Regions from separate parts of the Homo sapiens genome. Here region 2 is linked to region 1. The links are chromatin loops, found by intact Hi-C in ENCODE. Cell type or tissue: mesothelial cell of epicardium. All regions are shown on one strand. Each heading gives the region's core, and the rest is flanking DNA. Links, peaks and the distances in the headings are about the cores only. Region 1 has its middle 440 kb from the start of CSNK1G3. Region 2 has its middle 410 kb from the start of LINC01170.

The links. Peaks named below come from ENCODE experiments on the same cell type or tissue, not always from the same donor. Only the 100,000 strongest peaks of a DNase experiment are listed, where the experiment ranks them.
Region 2: it touches region 1 in a loop (13-fold over the local background); 1 of 110 quality-filtered maps calls a loop at or near these places.

The regions. Positions count from the first base shown.
Region 1 is chr5:123,944,509-123,952,852 of GRCh38, forward strand. No RefSeq gene overlaps it. Among named protein-coding and RNA genes, the nearest start is that of CSNK1G3, 440 kb to the left of the region's middle. In mesothelial cell of epicardium, for the core only: no CTCF peak of the experiment used is centred there; a DNase peak (open chromatin) is centred at 5,042.
Region 2 is chr5:124,020,666-124,029,009 of GRCh38, forward strand. No RefSeq gene overlaps it. Among named protein-coding and RNA genes, the nearest start is that of LINC01170, 410 kb to the right of the region's middle. RefSeq lists an enhancer at 4,496-5,069. In mesothelial cell of epicardium, for the core only: a CTCF peak has its summit at 817; a DNase peak (open chromatin) is centred at 4,831.

The DNA of each region.
Region 1 (8,344 bases), core at 345-8,344:
AGCTGATGAGTATGAAGGCTCCTCCATGAGTGACTGGATTTTCTTAAGAAAAGAAGAAATGGCCAGGCACGGTGGCTCACACTTGTAATCCCAACACTTTGGGAGGCCGAGATGGGCAGATCTCCTGAGGTCAGGAGTTCAAGACCAGCCTGGCCAACATGGTGAAACCCCATCTCTACTGAAAAAAACACAAAAATTAGCTGGGCATGTTGGTGGGTGCCTGTAATTCCAGCTACTTGGGAGGCTGAGGCAGGAGAATCACTTGAACCCGGGAGGTGGAGGTTGCAGTGAGCTGAGATTGCACCACTGTACTCTAGCCTGGGTGACAGAGCAAGACTCCGTCTCAAAAAAGAAAAAAGAAAAAGAAGAAGAAGAAGAAACATCAGCAAGAATAAAAAAAACAAAGTTTTAAGAGAAAAAATTTTTGAGTTAAAAATTTCCTGTTTTCATATCTCAAAATGTTCACCATATATGTTACAGGCAAATTTACTGGAAAAAAAATGATGAATTATCCTAACCAAATACTAAATTATGGAATTCCAAAGAACAACAAGAATAGCTCATTGGTTGTTGAGAATAAATATTAAAAGGAAAGTAAAACTAAATAATGGACAAAAATACCATGATATGTTTCAAAATATATTATCTTTGTTTTTTGGAAAAAATACTATAGTACCCTAAATATATGATACATTTGGTGCTTGGTTTAAAAAAATCCAAAGATTAGTTTAGTTCTCCAAGCCAAATGTACTTGTTCAGTTTTTCCTTTTTCTCTTAGGAGGCCCCAAAGGAGTCTTAATATGTAATAGCATTCTTTCCCATCTAGTCCTGAACAATTTTAGAAAATAACAAAAGTGACACTCATGGTCAGATAAAAAGACGTGGCTTTATCCAAGTCTATTAGCCAAGTATGGTTATCAATACCAGACATCAGAATTAGGCAGAACTATCCATGGAGAGACCCAAACAGGTTTGGACCCAGGCAAGCATCCCCCAGTAGATGAGCCATGGAACCTGTATTCAAACATATGTTACCATACTCAGCTCATTTCCTCCTACCTCTTTTGGTCTCTATGCTGTTCCTGCCTCTTGCTTCCAATTGTAAATGTCAGAGTGTCTGAGGATTTAGACGTTGGATGACATCTGTTCTTCTGACTACACTCATTCTCTAAATGGTCTCATCATGTCCCACAACTTTAAATCCTGTCTCTGAGCTGATGTTAAGCTTAAGCTTTTCCTCTGAACTCCAGAATCATGTGTTCACCCCCCATTCAATCTACTTGGATGTATAATAGGCACCTCAAACTTAATATGTTTAAACTGAACTCTTGATCTTTTCTCCCCACCTTCACCCCAAACAGCTCCTTTCCTAGTCTTTCCCACCTCAGTTAATGGTAAATCCATTCTTCAGTTGTTCAGGTTGAGGACTAAGATCTAATTTTTTTTATCTTGCTCAAATTCCTATCTCAGGTGTGTGGGGACTCATGCCCTAGAAATTCTTATCAGAATTCTTATCAGGGTTTTATTTAGCCATATATATTGGGGCTTACTTTCTAATATGACTCTGGCATAATATTATGAGACACGGAAGAAAATAAAAATATTTTACCCCAAAACATGTTTCTCTGCCATATCTTGAAATGGCTCTGCAAAGCCATCCTTTGTGGGAGAAAATCTGCATCTGTAAGGAATCTCTATTAACATAGCTAGATCTTTTACTTCCAGGCCCTCCCAATCCTGAAGAGATTAACTAAAAGTCTAGTACCTTTCAAAGATCTGAATAGGAAACATTTGTCATTTATTGTCTCTAAGGGGAGCCACTATAAGACTTCAGAAGAACCTTGGTCTCCACAATCTTTGATCTTAACCTGAACATTTCCTTTCTGTGATCCCAGGTCTTTAGACAAACTCAACCAATTGTGAACCAGAAAATGTTTAAATTGACCTATAGCCTGGAAGCCCCCACTCCCCTCACCTTTGAGTTGTCCTGCCTTTCTGGACCAAGCCAATGCATTTCTTAAATGTATTTAATTGATGTCTCATGCCTCCCTAAAATGTATAAAACCAAGCTGTACCTCGACCACCTTGGGCACATTTTCTCAGGACCTCCTGAGGGCTGTGTCATGGGCCATGGTCACTCATATTTGGCTCAGAATAAATCTCTTCAAATATTTTACAGAGTTTGACTCTTTTCACCAACAAGGTCAAAACCTTTTAAATCCTTGATATCTATCTTTCTGTACGCTGCATGTAATGTATCAGCAAATTTTGTCAGTCATACTTCAAATAAATCCAGAATCCAGCTCTTTCTCACAACCTTCACTGCTAGCACCATCATCACTCCTCTGGATTATTGCAATAACTGCTTAACTCTAATCCCTTTTTCAGTGCCCCTACCCTCCACAAGTCTTATCTCAGGAGTTAAAACACAAGCCAAATTAGGCTGCCTCTCTGCTCCAGTCACTCTGCATTCCTTGCTGTTCTTCAAACTCAGGAGACATTCTCTGCTTTAAGGCCTGTCTTAGTTATTTAGGCTATTATAACAAAATTCTATAAACTGGATAGCTTATAAAGAGCAGAAATTTATTTCTCAGTTCTAGAGGCTGGTAACCCTAAGATCACGGCACTGGTGGATTCAGTGTCCAGTGAGGGTCTGCTTTCTGTTTCATAGATGGTGACTTCTCACCATCTTCACATGAAAGAACAGGCAAGGCAGCTCTCTGGGAGCATTTTATAAGGGCATTAATCCGATTCATGAGCGCTCCACTCTCACGACCTAACCACCTTCCCAAAGGCCCCAGTTCCTAATACCATGTTGGTGATTAGATTTCAACATATAAATTTTGGGTGGGGGCGCAAACATTCAGAACATAGCAGGACCTTTGCACTATTCCAGAGCAATTTTCTGAGAACGCTTTTCTCTCAGATATCCACAAACTTCTGTTACTCACTTTTATATGGTGCTATTTACAATCACTGTCCCAGTGAGCCTTTCCTGGGCAGTGTATCTCAAATTTCAGCCCTGAAACTTTTGATATTTCTTCTCGCTAATTTAGTTTTTTTTTTTTTAAATGTGTCACTTTAAAAATACTTGTTTAATTTATTATGTTTGTTTTCCACCTCTCCTATTGGAATGTAAGAGATTTTAAATTCACTGGAATTCCAGTGCCTAGAACAGGGTCTGACACACAGAACCACTGTTGTTAAATGGGAGAATGAATTAACAGCTCACACTCAAGGGGAAGAAGAGCTGAACTGAGCCAAGCATGCTTAGATTTCCCCAAATTTACCATCAGATCAGGCCCTTCTCCTAAAGCAGAGTGAGTAAAGGAACAGAAGGTAGGCCACAGGGGCTGTAGTTCACAGAGCACACAAAAGGCAAGATTCAGAATGGGGAGTAAGATATCCTATAATATTGTTTTTGTTTCTATATTCTTAATTAAAAGCCAAGATAATGATGTCGTTATAATCTGAGATAATCTAAAACAGGGGCCTTCTAACTACAGCCTGAGGGCCAAATCTGGCTTGCAACCTGTTTTCCATATGGCCCCTCAGAATTGCTTTTACATTTTGAAAGTATTAAGTAAGGGGATAAGAGAAGGAGGAGGAAAAGGAGGACAAGGAGAAAAGGGAAGAGAAGCACATCTTTCTCCTCAAGTTCCTAAACCTCCATCAAACAAGCGAGCTTGCCTTTTGAGTTCAATTTTAATTTTTCATAAAGAGATGTTGTGTCTGGAATTGGTGGGTTCTTGGTCTCACTAACTTCAAGAATGAAGCCGTGGACCCTCGCAGTGAGTGTTACAGTTCTTAAAGGTGATATGTCCGGAGTTTGTTCCTTCTAATGTTTGGACTTGTTTGGAGTTTCTTCCTTCTGGTGGGTTCCTGGTCTCGCTGGCTTCAGGAGTGAAGCTGCAGACCTTCACTGTGAGTGTTACAACTCTTAAGGTAGCGCATCTGGAGTTGTTCATTCCCCCGGGTAGGTTCATGGTCTCACCGGCCTCAGGAGTGAAGCTGCAGACCTTAGTGGTGAGTGTTACAGCTCATAAAGGCAGCGTGGACCCAAAGAGTGAGCAGCAGCAAGATTTATTGCAAAGAGCGAAAGAACAACGCTTCCACAGTGTGGAAAGGGAACCAGCGGGTTGCCATTGCTAGCTCAGGCAGCCTGCTTTTATTCCCTTATCTGGCCCCACCCACATCCTGCTGATTGGTCCATTTTACAGAGGGTGATTGGTCTGTTTTACAGAGAGCTGATTGGTCCGTTTTGACAGGGTGCTGACTGGTGTGTTTACAATCCCTGAGCTAGACACAAAAGTTCTCCAAGTCCCCACAGAGCACTGATTGGTGTATTTACAGACCTTGAGCTAGGCACAGGATGCTGATTGGTGTGTTTACAAACCTTGAGCTAGACACAGAGTGCTGATTGGTGCATCCACAATCCCTTAGCTAGACATAAAGGTTCTCCAAGTCCCCACCAGATAAGCTAGATACAGAGTGCTGATTGGTGCATTTATAAACCTTGAGCTAGACATAGAGTGCTGATTGGTGTATTGACAATCCCTTAGCTAGACATAAAGGTTCTCCAAGTCCCCACTAGACTCAGGAGCCCAGCTGACTTCACCTAGTGGATCCCGCACTGGGGCCGCAGGTGGAGCTGCCCGCCAGTCCCACGCTGTGCGCCCACACTTCTCAGCCCTTGGGCTTTGGATGGGACCGGGTGCCACGGAGCAGGGGGTGGCACTCCTCAGGGAGGCTCAGGCTGCACAGGAGCCCATGGCAGCGGGGAGGCTCAGGCATGGCAGGCTGCAGGTCCCGAGCCCTGCCCCACCGGGAGGCAGCTAAAGTCCGGCGAGAATTTGAGAGCAGCACCAGCAGGCCGGCATTGCTGGGGGACCCAGCGCCACCCCCGCAGCTGCTGGCTCAGGTGCTAAGCCCCTCACTGCCCGGGACCAGCAGTGCTGTCTAGCCTCTCCGAGTGCGGGGCCTGCCAAGCCCATGCCCACCCGGAACTCCCGCTGGCCCGCAATCGCGGCGCACAGCCCCGGTTCCCGCCCGCGCCTCTGCCTCCACAACTCCCTGCAAGCTGAGGGAGCTGGCTCCAGCCTCAGCCAGCCCAGAGAGGGGCCCCCACAGTGCAGTGGTGGGCTGAAGGGCTCCTCAAGCATGGCCAGAGTGGACGCCGAGGCCGAGGAGGCACTGAGAGCAAGTGAGGGCTGTGAGGGCTGCCAGCACACTGTCACCTCTCAATGTCATTTGTATAATCAGGCCATATTAAAAAACGAGACACACACACACAGAGACACACACATATACATACCGCTGTCTTCAGGAAGCATTGGAGGACTTTGAAATTGAGAGAGATTCTGCATTTACCCCCAGTCCCAGTGGGAAAAATGGTGCTTCCTCATGACGTATTTCTAGGCCCTGCATGATAAGCAGCAGGGTCGTGCCTGTCCTTCACTTTTCTTCCAGCTGGGGACATCAGGTGCTCTCTGTAAGGGCACTTTGAAGAATAGGCTGACACTGCAGTGCACTTGGGAAATGGTGTTTGAGAGACAATAAAAGGGGCCCTGGCTTAAAGTACATTAAGGGATCACAGGAGTACATCTTGACTGCATTTTCAGATCTTTTGATTCAAAGACACACATCTTCTTATCTCCCAAGGGGTGAGGCCAACCTAGCAGAGAATATAGACAGAGCGTAGCAAATAATCTTGCCAACCGCACATCAGAGATAATTAGTGAGAACACTGTAAGGGGTTCCTTGACTGCCTCAGTGCAGGGTAAAAATGGATCAGGGAGGAAACGCAGGGTGTGTGCTGAGCCACCAGCCTAGGTGTGCGAGTCAAGCGTGCACCACGGTGGCACTGAAATGGTTAACTGCCCACTGGGCCTACACTGGGAAGCAGAGGGATGTTATATTCTCACTGTCTGGCAGCGTTGCTTGTCTACTACCTTCAGATATTTCACTCAGCGGTCTTTTCCACAGAATAATAAAAGGCTAGAGCCTGTGAGAATGCATGAGTCTGGGCAAAAAGAAGGCCAAATCGAATCCTTGAAACAAAAACAGGTTTGGACTACATGTGCAGTTCAGACTCAAACCATCCTAGTTCCACTACATACATACATACAACATACATACATATATATGTATATAATTGCATGTGTTACTTTTTAAATAGAATTTTAGATTATTAACCATAAAGGACAGGCATATAGAAAATTAATTAATATAAATACTCAAAACTGTGAAAGGAAAAGAAAGTGAATATGGGAAATTGAAGGCTTAGGAATAGTTGTGATGAACTTTCAAATTTCCTTCAGAGTTCCCTGTTAGGCAACTTTACTTTTCCAGGTAAAGCCACATGCATCTAGCGTCTAGTAAATCTCTGTGAGTCGTTAAAGAAACACCATAGAATGTAGACTTCTCATTCCCTTCTGTAGCCAATTGCCAGGAAACTCACAGCACGTATTCCCTCCAAAAGTGTCCTGGCTTTCTAATCAGAGATGCCTCTCTATTAGCAATGCTAAATAGAATAAATCTTGCCAATGAAGTTTTTATTAGGAGTAGTGTCCATGGAGCCACATTTTATCACAGACTGCCAAATAATAAAGAGGGAAATGGTCAGAGAGGAAAATTCTAACATAGCTGGGGGCTGCCTTTTTTTCTTGTATTTTTGCCAATTCTTTTCAAACTTACTTGCTTACGAGAGATACTGTGTTTTATTATTGTATTTTATTCACTCCCATCATTCCCCTGAAATTTAATTGGACTGCTTTCTCACCTTGCACACCCTATTCACTCGCTCCACATGCTCTGCCTTCTTTCCTGCAGAAATGAAAGAAGAAGGGGGAAGATTTCTTTGAAGTTGTTTCAGCTCCCACGAGAGTGCACACACTATCTCGTTATCAAAAAATCACTTTTAGTGCAACTGTAGACATAGCGAAGTATGTTAACCACAACTCCGAGGGCTTTCAGACTTATCTTTGTTCTTTAAAATTGGGTTTGATTTGATTAATAGATGACACCGCAGGGTATATGCCAATAATCCTGATATTTAACATTAAATATAATTTTAAATTGCTGTAGCTGCTACCTAAGATTATTTCTGTGGGCCTTTTTTCTTTACAGCACACTTTGCAGTTGTATGGAACCAAGTGTCGGGCCTCTGCTTAGACTTCCAGACTTTATTCAACAAGTCCGTTGCAATATCACAAAGTCATCTCAAGTTTCAACATATTCAAGAATGAATCACAATGTCCTCACCACATTTTGCCCTCATTCAGTGACCCTGTCCCAATGAATCACACTGCCTTCCATTCATTTGCACAAACCCCAAAACCAGAAGTTATATTTGGGAACACCGTAATGCTTATCCCAAGTCAAATCCATTGCAAAGTCCTGTTTACCATACCTCTTAAATGGCTTCCAAATATATTGTTTCTTCTTTCATTCCACATCATCTTTGTCTGTGATACTATAGTATTTAACGTTTGTTCTGGTATAATGCCCATCTGTTTTCTACAAGGTAGCCAGGGTTATTTAAAAATGTAACCCTGATCAGGGTACTTTGTACCCACATTCCACTCATATACACACAATGTGTAAACTGCAGAAATGATTTCCCTTTCTTCTTAGAATCAAGGACAAAACCTTCAACATATTATTCATGACCCCTACCTGGGTCAGACCCTGCCTACATCTTAATTCTCATCCCCATTCTTTAATTCTTTCCCACCCCTCTACTCCTGATCCAGCCACACTTTTCTTTTGATTTTCCCAACACTGTATTCTCATTCCTGCCACAGAACCTTCTCATGTAACTGTACTTCCACGTGGAACTATAGCCCCTCCAGCCAAACCCTTTCTGAATAACTATAGACTTATCCTTTAGGTCTTAGCTAAGTGTCCCTTCTCTTGGCCCTCAGGCTAAGCCATATTCTTCTCTTACACTCTCCCCAAATTCTTTCCTTTAGATCACTTATGTGAGTTGTAACTATATTCTTGGTAGTATAACTTCTAAATATAACTTCAGTAGTATAACTTCTAAATTAATCTGCATCTCTCTTATGAGACTGTAAACTCCATATGATAAGAAGTTGTGATGTTTGATTACCATTCTATCCCAGTATCTAAAAGTGCATCTGGTACTAGCAGTCAATTAACTGACTGAATGAATAAATAAATGATTTTATAATAAATGAATAAATAAATAATTTAAAAAACACATTTGTATACTCTGCCTTAGATTTGCAGAAGTCTGTGGGTTAGGTTTCCAGACTATATTTTTAAGAGATATCTCAATATGGTTTTGATGTAGCCATGGTTGGGAACCACTGTCTTAGAA
Region 2 (8,344 bases), core at 112-8,111, 76 kb after region 1:
TTAATCATTTTTGCTATCTATATTTTAAAGTAGCTGTCTGATGATATCAATGTTTGGTCTATCTTTAGATCTGCTTCTATTGATGGTTTCAACTCTTGATAATGAATGCCATTTTCTTGACTTGTTGTGTGTCTTGTAATCTATAAGTGTATTCCAGACACTTAATATAAGGAACAGGGAATCTAAAGTAGATATTTATCTTCAGAAAAATACTGCCCCATTTTCTGTCAGTCTACTAGAAATGAGTCAATCTGATCTGTGGCTTAGCTGAGTCTGGATTTTATTACAGCATTAGTTTGATTCAGTTCACAACTGGCTTGAAATATTTTGAGGGTGGGAGTATAACTTTCCCATTAGCTGGGATGGAGATCTGAAGAGATCTGTCTGTGTTCACAGCCAAATCATCAGCTTTTAGAATTGTTGAAGATACCACTATAGTTTACTGCCAAGTTAAAAGATAATGGGGACACCAGAGAGTCTCTTTCTCTCCAGTCCTACCACCAATTAGTTTCTTTATCTCAGCAAATTGTTTGCAACCTTCCCCCACCCACTTCTCTATTCTTTAGAAAGACGGTGTCATACATTCATGAAGGTCCTCAGTGCTTTGCAATGTCCTCTTAAGTCTCCTGCCCACCCTCAGTCTCTGATAGTTAAAGCCTGGAGTTCCTGGGCAGGGAAATGTTCTATGAGCTCTCCTGCCAGGCCTACAATCTTTTATATGTAATATTCTAGATTGCCACAAGGGGTTTTTCTTAGCTGCTTAACTAAGTATTATTCTAATAAAATGGTCCCAGATTCTTTATTTAAAGATAACATCACCCTAGCACTTCAGAGGAAATTTGGCTTTAAAAATTATGCAATCATCACAAAGACAGCTTGACAATATACAGTTTAGTTGACATTATGGTTTTATTAGGTGGACTACAATGTATTGAAGTATTATTATTGAAACAATCTATTGCTTAGATAGCTTTTTAGTCTATCTAAGAACTCTGTCACAAGGTAATTCTTAATTGTATTTTTTTGCTTCTTCATTGCTTACTAATGAAGCTTGGGAGCATCATGTGACTTCATTACTTCAGTTTTCTCAGTCTGTTCATATTCCATTCCAGGGAGAAATGTGAAAATTAATAACTCTCTAAAGTGCTTTGGAAACTTTAAAACAGATACTATGTAAATCTAAGTAGTCATTACCATAGATATTTTCTACCTTAAAGAATGTTTTTATAATTCAAAAAAAAATAGGCTTTTCAATTGTGTAGTATTCATCACCATGTAGAAGACTAGCTAATGACTCACAGAGCTAGCTTCTCAGTTTCTAAACAAAACACTAGTAAAATGCCCAGCTGGTTCACTTTAATTTTAAATGTAATGATATCTACACATGGGAGCTGGCATGCCGCTTTTAAAATTTTGGAAGGAAAATACAGTTAGAGAATTCCTGCTGGAGGTAATAGTCCACTTGAATCAATGCTAGTCTATGGAATTGCATTTATGATTAAGCCCCCATGCTAACTAATAGAAAAAGAGAAAATCTCTTGTGTCCTCGTGGAAAATGGAGTATAACTGGTGGACATAATGCATGATAAAGATCTGTTTTCTTTGAGGACAAAATTATGAGTGTTTGTTTCCCAGCACAGTAGAACCATTTAGAAGACTCATTTCCATGTTTGTGAGTATTCCAAGGATGAAAATCAAGCCCCAATCGGCATATCAATTACCGAGATAACTTAAAAATCTACTTTAGAGTTAGGACATTTAAAACTATAATAGAAGTGAAGTAAAATTTCCAAAGTGTTCATGGTTGTTTGCCATCAAGTTCCAAAACTTGATGCAGTGGTTACTTGAACAGTATATGAAATATAGAGATAATAGTAACTCAACCTAAAAATCAGTGCTTGTGCTGTGTGGCAGGCCACTAGAGTGTCCATCTTCACCCTTGAAGCATCTTACTAATCTTTGCCAATATCTTACTAAAATTTGCCAATAGAGAGGTTTCTTTTGTACTCTGCTGTATAGTAGTTTAAGGGAAAATTGGTACATTTTCAAAAGCAATACTAATCTTCCACAATTCTCAAAACTACATTTTATAGTTATGGGAACCTTAATGTTTTGTTATTTTATGAAAAAAATTTATTCATATTATCCAATTGAAAATATACTAGATCAGAGGTCTCCCAGCTATTATTGTACACCTCTATTAGTAAAACGATGTTGAGAAAATCCCCCACTACATGAATATTTATTTATTTATAAATTTTATTCTTGTACAATTATTAACTAGTATCTAAAGGTGAAATATACGCTTGGGATTACAGCCATCTCTAATGATAATATGAGTAAACCTATATTCAAAACAGTCTTCTCAATAATTTTAATTTTGTCGGCTAACTGCTTGTCAGATCTTTTTCCGTTTTTTTTCTTGTGAATATTGGCTGAAATTGAGCTCACTTAGAAAGTAGTAGTGACAGGTCTGCCAATTTCTAGTTGTTTGCCTGTTTTGTATTATGAGTATAACCTTTAACCTTTAATGTGTGTTTTTCTCTGCCAGAATCTCTTAAAGTCACTTGTACTTCTTAATGAGAAATGGTCTTTAAAGTGGGTCATATTAAGCTTTCCTTAACCAGACACACAGAAGCTGCAATATGCCAATAATAGGCTGAATATTTGTATAGAATTTGTGACATATGACAGTGTGACATATGAACTGGGCCTCATTCAGTTTACCTGCTAAATATTAGAAGAAATAATTTATTTCATACTGTTAGACTTAAACACAGGGAAATTTTAATACTTTCCTTTTGTATTCCATCTTGCACACCCACTGGGTTGTGACCCCCTATTTGAAGCCCACTGGCTTAAATGACTTATATTTGAAAATGGAAAAACAAACACGATGAAAGGAAAAAAAGAGCTATTTTTAATTCTCAAATACATCATGCTCCAAGTAAAAATCAAATTGAAAATCAAGAAAAGATAATAACACAGGCAAGGATCAAATTACATTAATTTCTGTTGGTCTTTATCTAAAAATACAAGACAGTTTATTTCTTAGAAAAGAAGGAGAGTAATATACGGTCGGGGGAGGTAATTCCAGGGGTATATAAGCAGCGTACAGCAGATTGATGTGTCTGGCAGGGCAAGTACATAAAAATGAATTTTTAAAAAAGAGAATAAGACTGGTAAGAGAAAAAAATGGTAAAAATCAGTATTAGAAACTCAGTGGAAATCAAAGTGTGGAAGGAGAGATGTACTTTAATTACAGGTGAGTGTGTGTGCTTTTGTTGTCATGATGAGGTTGTAATAAAAGTGAAGGAAGGTATAATCTTCCTCAGATACTGCCTTTAGTATTTATATCACTATTAAGATCAAGTCATTATCGGTTGGCACATTTAGTTACAGTGACTTACTTCTTATCCTGTCTCCACTCCAGAAGCAAGTCCTTCTCCTCCTCTAAAGCTCAGAGCCACTTTTGTGCCATCCTACTCTGCTCTTCCCAGGCCCATAAAGACTCTAATTCTCAGTTGATCTCCGCCCTCTCAGGTATCTTCAAACCCTCCTCACAGCTTTCACCCTTATGCCTTCAAAAATGTCTAGTTCTTCGCTGTCTTAGAAAATGTTCTCCTGACCCAGCTGCCCTCTCTAGTTACTGCTGTAATTTTTTTCTCTTTTCAAACTTTTCAAATAAGCAGCCTATGTCTACTGCCTCCATTTCCTCTGACATACCCTGGAAACAGGCTTCTGCTCTCATCACTTTTCAAAAAAAGAATTTCCCCTTGTTCTCATCCAACTATTACTTTGGCCTATTTACGGGTGTATTTGATAGCTGTCTCAGATCACATCTCACCCTCCCTCTCCTTCCCTGCTTTACCCCTAGTGTGGCCTTTTCCATTTCCTGCCTCTAATCCATACTTGCTTCATCCTGTCCAGGAGTTTCACTGCTCCATTGAGACACCTCTCTGTTTATAATATTAATGCTTCCTACTTTAAGACACAGAACTTTTTAATTTCTCACCCTCACTTTTAAGTTTCTCGTATTTTCCCCATACCCACTTTATCAAGTCATTATTTGTTGCAACAGAAGTCACTGAATAAATATTTTTTGAATAAATAAATGAATGAATGAATGGACATATATTCCATGCCCTGGTCAGATGGTATCCTAATTGTTCTATCATAACCATAGTTATCTCCTATCTTTATTATGTTGACAAACTATAGCCATTTGGTTTTGGTATGTAATCGAGTCACTATACATATTTGAATGTGTCAAGCTGCTTAAGTTCATGTTAACAAGACAGGAAACTTTAAACTGCAGTATGTGATTACTAGTATTAATAATACAGAGTAGAGTTTCATTGAGCAGCTCTTCCTGGATACATTATCATGAAGACTGTAAGGGAAATTACTCTATAAGCATGTTTTCTTACTCTAAATTTTTCTATTACTAAAACACAATAAACATGAAAAACGTTCATAAACATCTTCACTAGACAAAAGTTGTAAGAAACAGAATGTACTATTTAAAAGTTAGAAGTTAGGAGGCATCAGCATTTGGGGATCATCTTGACTCCCTTCTACTCATTCCACCTATGATAAATTTAACTGGTTTTCTTGTGGGGCTGCTTGAAGCCTGGTGTGTGTTGAAGGCTTTCAATTAGCTAGCTAATATATTTAAGCTTTTCTCTAAGAGTGACATTCATGATTTTCTCTTTGCAACTGCTTGCCAATCGATACCAGCCGAGATGAACTCAAAGTCATGAATAAGGTGATTATGTGGCTTTTGTGCTCGCCTGCTTATGCCGCTCCCCTCCAGGGAAAACCTGACATGCCTGAGGTTCCTACATTCTTTGCCACATCGTATCCCTGAGTTTTGATTTGGCTGATTTACTACTGAATGAAAATCACAGAGACCTCTCTGCTTCCTCCCAACAGCCTATTCTTGTGGTAAGTCAGTTTAGCAGAATGTGACATCTGTTGACAAGCTTTCCTTCTGCTTAGAGGCCCTAGTCAGCCAGTTTGGAAGCCAGTCTCAGTGATTTCATTTAAGGAATTACTCCATGTAACAACAAAGTAAATGAATATAATACATGTCATATAATCATAAAAACAATTATATGATGTTTTATGTATATTATTTTCATTATTCTTCACTTTTCAAATCCCTTTCTGTACCGGGAAGCCTTTTACAATTATAGTTCCAAACTTTTCTGATGTTTTTTGCCTCAAACTCTTACAAAATTTAAACATTTTCATAGAATCCTATAGTACATGTGTTATTGTTTTCTGTTTGTTGTCAATCACTTGTCCTTATTTGAGGGAAGGAGCCATATCTTTTCGTTTAAATCTCTACCATATTGCACTTTGTGAAATATGTAGTAGTGAGTTAGCATTCATGTGTGCATTGACCAATTAATGTTGGCTGGAGTGGAAGTAGGAGGGAATGTGGAAAAAGAGATCAGAATAGTGGTGGAATGTATTAATAATTTCAAATTACAAGGGTCACTGTTCCAACCGAAACTTTTCTTTTTTCCTTCAACAAATATTTATTGACCACCTGCTATATGCAGACACTGCCCTAGATGCTTAGGATATGACACTGCACAAAACAGAGTAAGATTTCTGTTCCTAGGAAGCTTTCACTGAAGCAGAATGAGATCGATAGTACACAATAAACATAACAAGAAAGTAAATTAGAAAATTAGGCCAGGCGCGGTGACTCACGCCTGTAATCCCAGCACTTTGGGAGGCCAAGGCAGGAGGATCACCAGGTCAGGAGTTCGAGACTAGCCTGGCCAACATGGTGAAACCCTGTCTTTACTGAAAATACAAAAATTAGTTCGGCACGGTGTTGAGCTCCTGTAATCCCAGCTACTCATGAGGCTGAGGCAGGAGAATCGTTTGAACCCTGGAGGCGGAAGTTGCAGTGAGCCAAGATCACGCCATTGCACTGCAGCCTGGGCAACAGGGTGAGACTCCATCTCAAAAAATAAAAAAAGAAAATTAATGAAAGCTTATGGGGAAGAAAAGAAAAAAAAGGGGGGTAAATATTATTGGGAAGTTGGTTGGGGGAGATTTGAGAGTAGGGAGGCCTCAAGAGTTTGGTAAAGACTTGAAATAGGAGAAAGAGTGTCATGCTAATATGGGTGTCTTCTGGGTACACATGGCATCAGTACACAGGCTGTAATCATGCCTGACATGTAAGTTCAAGGCCAATGTGATTGAAGCAGAGTGAGCAAGGGGGAGAAGAATAGAGGAAGGGATCAGAGAACTAATAAGGTGTATGTGGTGTGTGCGTATGTTGGGGAAGGCTATCATGTGCGGTTTCATAGGTAACTGGAAAGAAACAGTTTTAGTCAAGTGAAGTGGAAAGCTGATGTTAATGTAAGATTTTGAGCACAGGAATAACACGATTTGACTTTTAGTTTAAAACATTCACTCTGGTTTATGTGAGAGCAATGTCAAAGAAAGGAGAACAATTAAGAGGCAATTGTAATAATATAGATGAGAGATGGGAGTGGCTTGAACCACAGCATTAGTGTAATATTATTTAGGTTTCCAATATGTAGTTTAGATTCTAGATATATTTGGAAGGTAGATTCAAGAGGATTTCCTAATAGATTAGACTTGAGATGTACCGTGGAATGAATTGTATCCCCCTAAAATTCACATGTGTCCTCCTAACCCCCAATGTGATGGCATGTGGACATAGGACATTTGGGAGATAGTTAGGGTTAGATGAGATCATGAAAATGCAGCCCTCATGGTGGGATTGGTGCCCTTCGAAGAAGAGACACTACAGAGCTTGATCTCTTTCTCTCTGACTGCCATGTGAGGACACTGTGTGAAGATGGCCTTGTGCAAGCCAGGAAGAGGGCCACCACCAGAACTCGACCATGCTGGCACCTTCATCTCAGACTTCCAGTCTCCAGATGTGCAAGAAGATAACTTTTTGTTGTTTAAGCCACCCAGTCTATGTTATCTTGTTATGGCAGTCCAGCCAACTAATATAGGGCATGAGAAAAGGGAGGAGACAAGGATAACTTCAGGGCTTTTGGTTGAGCAACTGGTAGGTTGTAGTCACCATTCAGTTAAGGCAGTGAAGACTGTAAGTAGAGCACACGTCAGAGGAAATGTTGGTAGTCAGCTTTGGGCATGTTAAATGTGAAATCTCTATCAGACATCCAAAGACATTGAGTAAATGACTGGATATACAAATCTGAAATTTTGATGTGAGATTGGAACTGGAAAATAATTACGGCCTTTTAAACTACAGTGGCCAATAGCAACCTACTCTTCAACTACAAAGTAGTTACACGGTATTATGATAGCTCAGTGTCTATGCTAATTTGAGTGAAATCATCAAAGTTGTGATCATATTGTAAGTCAGCTATGGGCCCACTTCCATCAACTTCTACTTAAATTCTGAATATCTGTTAAATGGGAAAATCTGCTTCTTATAATGACCTCCATTCTCCAGTTTGGATTTTTCTCCACATCAATTGGTATCAAAGAATGAACCATGATAAAAGGATATTTCCCTGCAATTAAGAGTTCTGGGCCCTATGGGATTAATTTGGATGAAAAACAGCACTCTGTCTCTCCTTTATAGGTGTTCTTGAGGGATAGTCAGAAGTTTGCATTCATAATTGTATACTAGTATCTTAGATCTACAGCTATCGGATTTGTCTTGTGTATAACAAATGTATGTCTTCACAGACAATGCCTTAAATGCTAGTTTACTACAATTGAATCAGTTTGCAAAAGTGAAACGTTGTCATTCACAAATATGGGAATAAAACTTACTGATGGATTTTTTCAGCTGATTTTTCTGAAGTGTACTTATTCACGTTACCAGCTTAAAGACGGTGCTTGTACTAAATTTAGTAGACTTGTGCTAATTCTTAGGTACCTTTAGCCTCATAGAATAACACAAGACAACAAACTCTAGTATAAAGTTTGTATTGCCAAAAATTTTGATTATCTACACAACGTAGGAGGTTTGAAATAAAATTATTTTCTAAATAATTAGGAGCTATATAAAATGTTCCTAGATAATAATAAAGAAACATCACTGTCCTGGATAGGAAAATAAGTAGGAAACTACAATTGCTTATTCATAAGACTAACGTCAGGAATCAAATGCTGAATTTGGTGGCACGCAAAGGCTGTTTGCCTCGAAACCAACCTAATATTTTAAGAAGAGCACTCTGAAAATCTTGTCATAAGCATGCTCAGTCTAAGGACTATAAGATTTTTCTGAATTTCAGTTTTTCTGTCTGCAAAATAAGACTTATAACACCATTTGTCCAGAAAGGTGGTAGTGAAAAATGTAGGTTGTGTT